Regions from separate parts of the Mus musculus genome. Here region 2 is linked to region 1. Evidence: chromatin contacts called from ENCODE Hi-C or POLR2A ChIA-PET data. All regions are on one chromosome and are shown on one strand. Each heading gives the region's core, a stretch centred on a gene start or an enhancer-like site at or near the end of the contact. The rest is flanking DNA. Distances are from core to core; before and after follow the strand shown.

Region 1 (4,773 bases), core at 1,279-3,778:
TTGCTCTCTCATAGAACCCAAGACTACCAGCCCAGGGATGCCACCATCCACAATGAGCCCTCCACCCCTTGAACACCAACTGAGAAAGTGCCCCACAGCTGGATCTCATGGAGGCACTTCCCCAACTGAAGCTCCTTTCTTTGTGATAACTCCAGCCTGTGTCAAGTTGACACACAAAACCAGTCAGTACAGAGGGGAAAAAATTACATTTCAAAATGTAGTGTTTGGCTTCCACTGAATACTAACAGTGAGTCTGTAAGGAAGAACCCACATGCCTCCTACAGGACTCCACCTGGAGAGGGAAGACCCATAAACATTTATCCCTGAACATCAACTCAACTCATTCCATGCCCTTCAAACTCACTTTTTCCTGTACCTCTCTCTCCTCAGCTCAGTGACTACAGTCCATATCAGTTACAGTGAACCATTTCTATCTACCCTTGACATGGACAGATCCCTTCCTAAGTAGTTGTATCTTGGCTTACAATACACCCATCCACATTCTGAAAAATCTTTCTATTTTTCTTAGGATGATGTCCCAAACTCCAAAAACACATGGCCTTGCAGGGCATTTAAGATCTGCCTTTTGGGGTCTTTTTACTTCTGTGCCCACAAGCTAATAATCTGTATGCTTTCTCTGAGGCCCCCAAAGACTTCTTCAATTAGAAGATAACTTGGGCTTTCACTAACCCCTTTTCTGAGGAAATCATATTCCGTTGTCTTTTATCTACTCTTGTATATATTCAAGTCAGGAATAGACAGCCCAGCCCAAAACTCCCTGTCAAAGCCATAGTATTATTGTCTTCAAGATATTTCAGTTTTGGTACCACATCAAACCCTTATTCTTACTTATAACCTTTTCTAGGAATTAGCGAAGTTAGTCTGTCCACATAAGAAGTTACTCCTAGGGGGAGTGGGTGGGTAGGGGAGTGGGGGTGGGTGGGTATGGGGGACTTTTGGTATAGCATTGGAAATGTAAATGAGCTAAATACCTAATAAAAAATGAAAAAAATAAAAAAAAAAGAATCTCTTTTTAAGTCTGAATAATCCCAAAAAAAAAAAAAAAAAAAAAAAAGAAGTTACTCCTGTGGAAGACATCAAAGGAATACTTTTTCTACGAGTATCAGCCTAGAAAAAAAAAGACCCAGAGGCAAATCGAACACTGACTCCCACCTGCAACAAAATATCGCAATAGGTTACATCATCCCCAGGAATCCAATTCCCATAACAGCTTTCTCTATTATGTGATCAATGCAAAACATAGAAACGGGAATCATTCTGGCATGACCTATACATTCCTGCAAAATCTGCAGTCTGCCCACACCCCCTAATCTCATTTCCATCTTTCTTCCCCTTACTCAGTCACAGTTCCCCTAAACTTATTAAAGTACCAAAGGCTTTGCACTTCAGATTAACTGCTTGTAAAGGCCTTCCCTCAGATCTTTGTTGGCTAGTTTTTTTTGTCATTCACAGAGCATAAATGTCATTCTCTGGGAGACCTGGCTCACAATCTAAGAGTCTAGCGCATCCTAGTCAAACTGTATTCCATTACTTTGTGGGTTTTTTTTTTTCCCTAATCATTCTGCAGTTTCATCTTCTCTTGTTAAGATAAAAGAAAAAAAAAGAAAGAAAAGAAAGAAAGGAAAGAAAAGTTCACAAAGTCTCCCCAACAACTAGAGTAGTGTCAACCCAGTAGACACTTGCTAAAAGAATCAATGCATTTAAACAATGTATCAATGTGCCCACTCTGCGCCCCCCTCCCCCGGCTCTTTTCATTCACAAGAAACCACTAGGGTCGCTATCCTCGCAGGCAAGCCCTTGAACCAGCCTCGCGATCCCAAAGAGCGTGCTCTCTCGCAGGCTGGGCGAGGCAGCCTGGAAGCTAACCGGGTCTCAGAGACCGACAGATGCACCAAACATCGCCACTCGCTTCCAAGAAGCACCGCAGAGCGACGACGAGTAGGGGCCCTCATCGCCTGCTCTCGGCCCTGTCGCCTCCCCCGTCGCTCAGCCTGCCACGCACGTGTCGCTCCAGCCACCCAGCTCAACCTGGGCTCCTGCTTACCTGGCTGCCATCCCGCCGGGCCACGCAGCCATCGCCCGGCCACTCGTGCCCACAGCTGCCTACTCCAGGCCACCGTACTCCACGGAAGGCCTTGCCGGCCCCTCCCTCAGCAGGCGTAGAAGCCCCATTCGTAGTACAGTGTCTCTTAGCAACCGCTTAGAGTCTCCAGGCTGGGGGTGGAGCCTGGAGAACCGCTGCGGGGAAGCGGAGGGGACGAAGGGAGAGCGACCAATCGGAGACAAGTCCCAGCCTCTATTAGCCCGCCTCCTCTAACTGTCGCGAATCCGCGGGCAGCTTTACGACAGCCAGGGGGTGGGGGCATCTGTGTGAGGAGAAGGAAGCAACCAACCAACCAAGTCGCCCCCACCCCCTACCCCAACCCCCACCCACCGCGGATCTGGTTTACGGCTTGGAGCGCAGGCTCCAGTGCGGCAGCTGATTGGCTGTCGAAGGCTTGGTCCCATCCCAGTGACCCCAAAGTGCTGGAAGGAGGGGGCGGGGGTGGCCCAGTGCAAAGTGCATCCCGAAAGCCCCCTGTCGGGACACCCTGCTGCTGACACTTCGGACCTGGTATGACTTAGGGTCTCTCTGTCCCCAGACCTCTTGAGTCCCTCGGTAGCTGAAAGCCTCCGGCCCGGCGCGCGGCAGACCCTTGGTCTGAGCCCCTGGACCGGGACTGCCCCCCCCCCCCCCCACCCAGCCGGCACTTCCTCCCAGCGCCCCTTCCCGGAGGCTGCTCCGAGGCCAAGACCGCCACCCCCAGCCTGATCGACTATCTGGATGCTCTCTGGGTTGGGGCCGTGAAGCACCCAGGAGGATCAGGAACACGGTGTCCGGCCCTGCCTGGGGTGTTTCTTCAATGGAGAAGTTGGTGAATGTGCAGGAGGCTGAAAGGAGAGAGAGGAGCTGCAACTGAGGACACAGGTAAAGTCAGTTTCTTCCTCCCTTGAGGGGAGGGGGCTGGCTGGGTGGGGGTTGGGGGAGAAGCCCTGCTCTAGCCTGCCTGCCCTTGCCACCCTCCAGCCTTTGCTAAGCTCCCCCATCCTCAGAGCCCTCTCCTCGCCCCTGGATCACTGCACCACTGATCGGTTTCTGTTTTCCAGGTTTGAGCTTGCTGGAGGACACTCGCGAGTAGAAGGGGTCTGGCCACCCACCAGAGGAGCAATAAACAGAGTGCTTTGGACCAGCATCCTCTTGAAAGGTAAAGAGGCAGACCTCCCTTCCCCCATTGTTTACTCCTGGCCCCTACCTCATTAAGTAACGCTTTATTTCCAGGGTGGTTGCCTGGGAATGCAAGCTTTCTTAGATCCTAGTTTCCTAGCAAAACCAGAAGCACTGCCCATGCCTGGTCCTTAACACCCCAGTAACTTCTCTAGCCCAGAAACGTCTTCTGGGACCTGATCAGAGCGTTTCCGTGTTTTGCATTATCTTTTGGTATACTGTGTCATGTACTCTGCTCGGAGGCTTGGAGACCTTTTTGTAGTTCCCCGCCTTACATACTCTCATAGGAATTCTTCAATTCCATGTTAATTGCTTGTTAATTCTGAATGATTCTGCTTTTAATTAAACCACAGTTTACTGTTTTGCCCATGTACATTTTTTTCTCTCTATGCCTCCATCAGGAAAGCTTCAGAGTTACCTAACTGATAATGACTTAGTAGCAGAAGGTGAACAGGAGGACTGAAACTTACAGGTTTTGAAGAAAATAATTGGATTTGGTTTTCCTGGAACAAGTGAATGTGTGTAGCTTAAGAATGGGAACAGTATAGGAACTGTATAAAAGCACTATTAGCCCCGGAAACAAAGTATATAGTTTACTATGGGTGTTCTTGTGTGTTTGTGTGAGAAAAGTGGATGGACACCAGGAGTTGTTATGAAGTGATACATAGTATTTGTTACATCTCTGGTGTTCTAGGTGAACTTATAAAAATTTACAATGTATCTCCTTGACAATAGTGGCACAGTCAGGAATTTTGAAACAAAGTATTGTTTTGGTATGTTTAGCTATCTGCTGCTTGGTTTTGGCAGTGGTCATTCTTGTTTTCTCATTTTAAAACCCTTACAGAGAATTTACTAGATTGAAATATAAGCACCTAGGTCATGTGCTCAGATTTCTGCTGCCTCCGAAAATGCCCAAAAGGTAAGTTTAGAACATTAATATAAAGAGAGAATGTATACAAATAAACCATAGGGAGAGATTATACAAGGACAACCTAGAGACTGCCTAATGAATAACTATAATATTTGTTATCACGTATAAAAAGTGACTCATTTATTTTAATATCTCAACTGTTTTTTGAAATTTTCAGTACAAAGAAGTATTCAAAATGGTAGGCTTTTATTCCTTTAGATTTTCTGTCTTGTCTGCCAGTGTGTGTGTGTGCTTGCACACACAAACACAAATAATATGTTTTGATTCTACTGATCTTTAAGACATAAAGATAATTTTAAGGGGCTCTGGTGGCTTGCACATTTTTAAGACTTGAAACTACACGCCAAAGAAAGTATGTCCTGAATAAAATTTTAAAATACTATATATCAGCTCTCTTTTCTCACTGTAATTGCTATATTTTCCTCCTCCTCCTCCTCCTCCTCCTCTTCCTCCTCTTCCTCCTCCTCCTCCTTTTCTTCTTCTTTTTAATTTCTGGTGCTTTGAGACAGGGCTTCTCTGTGTAGCTTTGGCTGTCCAGAAACTCCCTGTAGATCAG
Region 2 (4,773 bases), core at 803-3,302, 960 kb before region 1:
GACTTGTTGAAGTTAAAAGTTGCCAGAGATTGTAAAATAAATAAATAAATAAATAAATAAATAAATAAATATTTTAAAAAATCCATTTAGAGTCTTATTTTTTAAATATGTAAATTGATCTTCCGCAAAACAACTAAATTTCTAACAGTGGTCATACTATCAATATAGGAATTTTAACATCAATTTGGAGAGGGAGTAAAAGCTATTTTAACATGATTCACTTTTCATGAGCAAAATTTGGACCTCAATGTGCAAAATTAAGACAAAAACTAAGAAGCTGACTCCAGAAATGTTTTCTATTATTCCTTTTCTTGTGAACTCCAATTATTAGTATTATATATACATGTATATTGAAATCATAATTACATCGCTTCCCTTTTCTTCCCTTCTGACCAAGCCTCCCATGTAGCCCTCCTTTGCTCTCTTTCATATTCATGGCCTCTTTTTTCTTTAATTGTTGTTGTTAGTTGAGAGAGAGAGAGTTTTCAGGGCTGGCCATTTGGTATTGGTTAATCAGTTGATGTGCTTTTCCTGGGGGAATACTATTTCTCCTGAGCTCAGCATTCTTTAGTTACCTGTAGTGTCATATTATTTTTACTTACAGATAATTAGATAGATGGCTGGATAGTTAAAATAAGGATGCCTAACAAGAAGCCCCTATGCAAATTAACAAACATCCTTTTGTTTTTGTTTTGTCGAGCCAGGACTGATCAAAAGCTCATCAATTTTTTTTAAAGGACAAAGAATAAGGTTTTCTGTTTGTTTTTAAAAAGATGTATTTATTTTATGTATGTGCATACACTGTCTCTCTCTTCAGACAACCCAGAAGAAGGCATCCGAGTCCATCAGATTAATTAGATGGTTGCGAGACACCATGTGGTTGCTGGAAATTGAACTGAGGACCTCTGAAAGAGGAGTCAGTGCTCTTAACCCCTGGGCCATCTCTCCAACCCCCAAAGGGTAAGTCCTAATGGGGGGCGGGGGATGGATTTGAGACACCTCATGTACATAATGGGTTTCGTCAAACAATAGAGTTAAGTCTTAGAGGAAATTTTAAAGATCGAAAGTTGTTGCATCTCTGTGCACTGCATTTAAAAAAATGTTCACTTTTCTTCCCTGGTACTGGGGCTTGACCTGAGTGCCTCTACTGAGCTACGCACCTGCACCCTTTCTTTTTGAAATACTTGTGATTGGTTTCACCTACAGCCTCAGCCTTAGAGTAGCAGAGGCTTGCTGCATCAGAACAATCGGGTTTTTAGTCTTAAGGTATTCATCGACCGTCTACTTAGCCATACAGGAACTGCCAGGTTATTTCACCAAATTGTGATTGTCCTCAGTTATTTCTCACACTAGGGCCTGTTTCTTTTTAAATTTTTATTTACGAGGCAGTGCCTTCACGTAGCTGAGGCTGGCCTTTACTCCTGTCTCCACTTTCAGATCACTGGGATTCAGGCGTGCAGCACCATGCCTGCGCCACGCTTGTCTAAAGGTAGACACCACCTTCGGCAGCGATCAGTGAGCGTTCGGAGACATTAAATCCGGTGCTTAAGTTCTGCTTGTTGACTCCATTGACTTGCGTTACCTAAGCCCGACGGCTTCTGTTTAAGTCAGACTGGCGGTGGAACAGTAGCCGGAATGGCTGATCGAACAGATGCAAGGCTACACAGGGCGATGCCAGGGATTTAATCGCTCGACGTCGAGTTTGACTGTTGGCAGCGGAATGAATGTGTGACTAAAAGAACTGACTGGAGACGCTGAGGCTGGCGCCATCTAAACAACCCACCTAAACGCTAACGCAGTACACCCACTTTCTGAACACCCAGCTCCAAGCCGGAGCCGGAAGCCAGGACGCTAGAGGAAGTCGCGCTCTCAGCCAATAAGCGTCTGGTTCTGAAAATGACTCTCTCATCCCGCCTATTGTAGGACAGCGAGAACTGAGGCGAACTATCGCGAGGTTTCGTTGCCCTGGCCCCCTTCTTCCCCGAACCCTACTCCAGTTAGCCAGGCCCGCCTCTCCGCAGGCTCCGCCCCGTAGCCCCGCCCTCCCTGTGTTTTTAGACTGCCTACCAGCGCAGCCTGAGCCGCTGAGTGCCGGTCAGCGGGCGCCGAGGTGAGTGTCCGGTCTCCAGGCTCACAGGTCGAAGCCGCTGGCTCGACTCCCCGTGGGGACGCTTCATCCCCGTCGCCACAGAAGCGCCTGGGCCTCTGGGAGAGGAACAGTGGGTTGTCCGGCCTTGGATCCCCACCGCTGCCGTGTCCTCCATGGCCCCTGGTACCAGAGTATCCCGGTATCATCATCTGAGTCCCTGCCCCTGGGCTCCCTGCTTCCGAATTCTTACGACCTTTAGACTCGAACTAACTCGGGCAAAACCAAGACGTCTGGTAGTTTTTCTCCTGGAGAAAACAGCCTTTTACAGATGTTTGTAGTATGCAGTTTGTCTCTGATCTCCAGTGTTAGAGAGCCGGCTTGTGTATTCCGTCAAATTAAGTACTGGGAAGTCAGTTATGGGCTACTCTTTAAAATACCTGTACTTAAAATGGGGATATACTTGAGAGATTATTGTGTTTCTCCTGAGAAGACTGGTGTTGGACTTTCAGAAAACTGAAGGAGCAAATGTATCTAGTCAATACCCGTTACATTATTTACAGTAACCGTGGGCAGGGGGTGACGTTTTGAAAGGGCCAGGAGAACTTAAAAAGGCTGTATTGCCAGTGAGTGCATATTGGGAAGCCAAGAGTACGTTCATCTTTGGAAGCTTTTGGATTTCATTTGCATACACGTAATTTCCGAGTTTGTACGAAGATGCATTTCAGCAGAGCCTAATGATGCTTTTGAAGTAACCGGTGCCAGGTGGAACATTCAGAGAGAGCCATCTGGCTACAGGGAGTGAAGATTTTGAATATGGTTTTTTAGTTTGCAAAAGGGAAACTTTCTTGTGTGTAATCTTTGGCTGTTTTATAAGAATGACACAATGGCTACATTTTATAATTGTAAAAGGCTGCGTTATAGGAAAGGTGGTGCCCAGACTTTGGAGTTAGGACCACCTGCATTTCGGTTGTAGCAAAGTACCTCATCTGTAAAGTGGATTAATGTCTGCTGTGCTGCTTGGCTGTGAAGAATAAGATATTTATGACAGCGAGTTTAAATTGTCTGTGAGTGATCTCAATGGGTAGATTAAAAAAAATCAACCTTGGAACAGTTACTCTGATTTCATCCACTTATTAGCTGTTTGAAAGCTAAAAGTATTTTAGAAACTGTATTATGCAGGCATGCAGAAATGAAGAAACTAACATTCCTCTGGATTTAGGGTTTTACAGACTCTCATCTAAATTGTCCGTAAACAGGTGTGCATATCTATCTAGATCTATAGACATATAATATAAAACAAATAGTAAAAACTGAACAACTGGCTTGCTCTGAGAGAGAGCCAAGGAAATAAATAGTTTGGGATAGGGAGGTGAGTTTAATGTTGAAACCTGCAAGACGAGAGAGGCATTTCCAGCCTAAGAGGAGAGCAGCAACTTCTTGGAGAAGTTTGGTAGCTCCCGGGATTAAGAGAGGTCAGGAACTTGGTGAATGCCACAGAGGAAGCTGGACAGGCAGGTTGGGCCCGATGGTCAAGGAAGCTTTGTAAGGCTTTGCTTTTCTCAATAAGGAGTTGCTAAAGGATTTGTTTAGTAAGACGTACCTGAGAGGAAGAGGTGCAATTATGAGTGTGTTTTCAGAGGCCCATTGCTGTGATTGATACGTAGGGAGTGATGCAAGTGGACATGTGGAGGCCAGGGGCACAGCTAGCCAAGGCAGGAGATGGCGGTGGCTTATGGGTTGGGCAGCTGGAGAGAGATGGCTGGAACTGAGATGTATTTGGAAAGAGAGACCCTGGCCTTGATTGAAGAAACTGTGATGGACAGGAGGTTATCCTTTTCTGACTCCCAGCTGCGCTGCTGTGTGGCTAGAAGGGTGCTTCCCCCACATTTGCTGAGACAGGAAAACCTGGTGATGAGCTCTGACAGCTGTTGGGAAGGTATGACATTGGCCATGCCGTAAGACATCAAAGAACCACTCCCGCTTACTCAGTGCATAGTTGTATGACATTGGGGATGCTGTAAGACATCTAAACCACTCCCCGTACTCAGTGCATTAATTACCCTTCTGGAGTAATTGTTCTGGCTTTGTCTCCATACAAAAGCATTGATGGGACCAGTATAGCCAGTGCTATAGTTCCCTTCACTTTATATAAAGACCCCTGGTAGCCGGGCGTGGTGGCGCACACCTTTAATCCCAGCACTCAGGAGGCAGAGGCAGGCGGATTTCTGAGTTCGAGGCCAGCCTGGTCTACAAAGTGAGTTCCAGGACAGCCAGGGCTATACAGAGAAACCCTGTCTCGAAAAACCAAAATAAAATAAAGTAAAGATGCCTGGCAATAAAGTGAGGAAGGAAGTAGCTGGAACAAGTATGGGGAAGTATTAGATTCTTAGGTTGATCTGGGGCTGTTAACTGAACACTCCATAGAATACTCTTAAGTAAAATGGCAGCTGCTGACATCTGAGCTAAGAAATGACTTTGAAAATGATAAAAATTAACCCCAAAGTTATAAAATCCTGTTCATTGAAAGCCTTCATATGACTGTTCATTGAGAATTATTGTCTTGAAATGAATAAAATAATTGAAATTGCTCTTTACTTTTTCTCAATAAAAAACTAGAAGGGATGTCTAGAAAAAAGATTGACTTTTTGAGCAATTTTGTTGTTGTGTACTTTCATGTCCTTAAT

Evidence for each region. Hi-C counts contacts between places; a loop is a spot of excess contacts on that map. ChIA-PET counts read pairs that join two places held with the same protein, here RNA polymerase II (POLR2A).
Region 2: a loop to region 1 is called in a map of gastrocnemius, with 4 times the contacts of the local background. The contact joins the promoter of Lrrc28 here to the promoter of Asb7 in region 1. A Hi-C loop is called at or near these places in 5 of 37 maps with a recorded cell type or tissue (T-helper 17 cell, gastrocnemius, heart and 1 more). POLR2A ChIA-PET finds 5 or more read pairs at or near these places in 1 of 5 experiments (Patski).

Annotation. Positions count from the first base shown.
Region 1 is chr7:66,687,316-66,692,088 of GRCm38, reverse strand. Asb7 (ankyrin repeat and SOCS box-containing 7) reads left to right here and starts at 2,528. Exons shown (of 6, transcript NM_080443.2): 1 at 2,528-2,989; 2 at 3,169-3,266. Lins1 (lines homolog 1) reads right to left here and starts at 2,200. Exons shown (of 8, transcript NM_152815.2): 1 at 2,066-2,200.
Region 2 is chr7:67,642,515-67,647,287 of GRCm38, reverse strand. Lrrc28 (leucine rich repeat containing 28) reads left to right here and starts at 2,052. Exons shown (of 10, transcript NM_175124.5): 1 at 2,052-2,110. It also overlaps a transcript of Ttc23 not described here.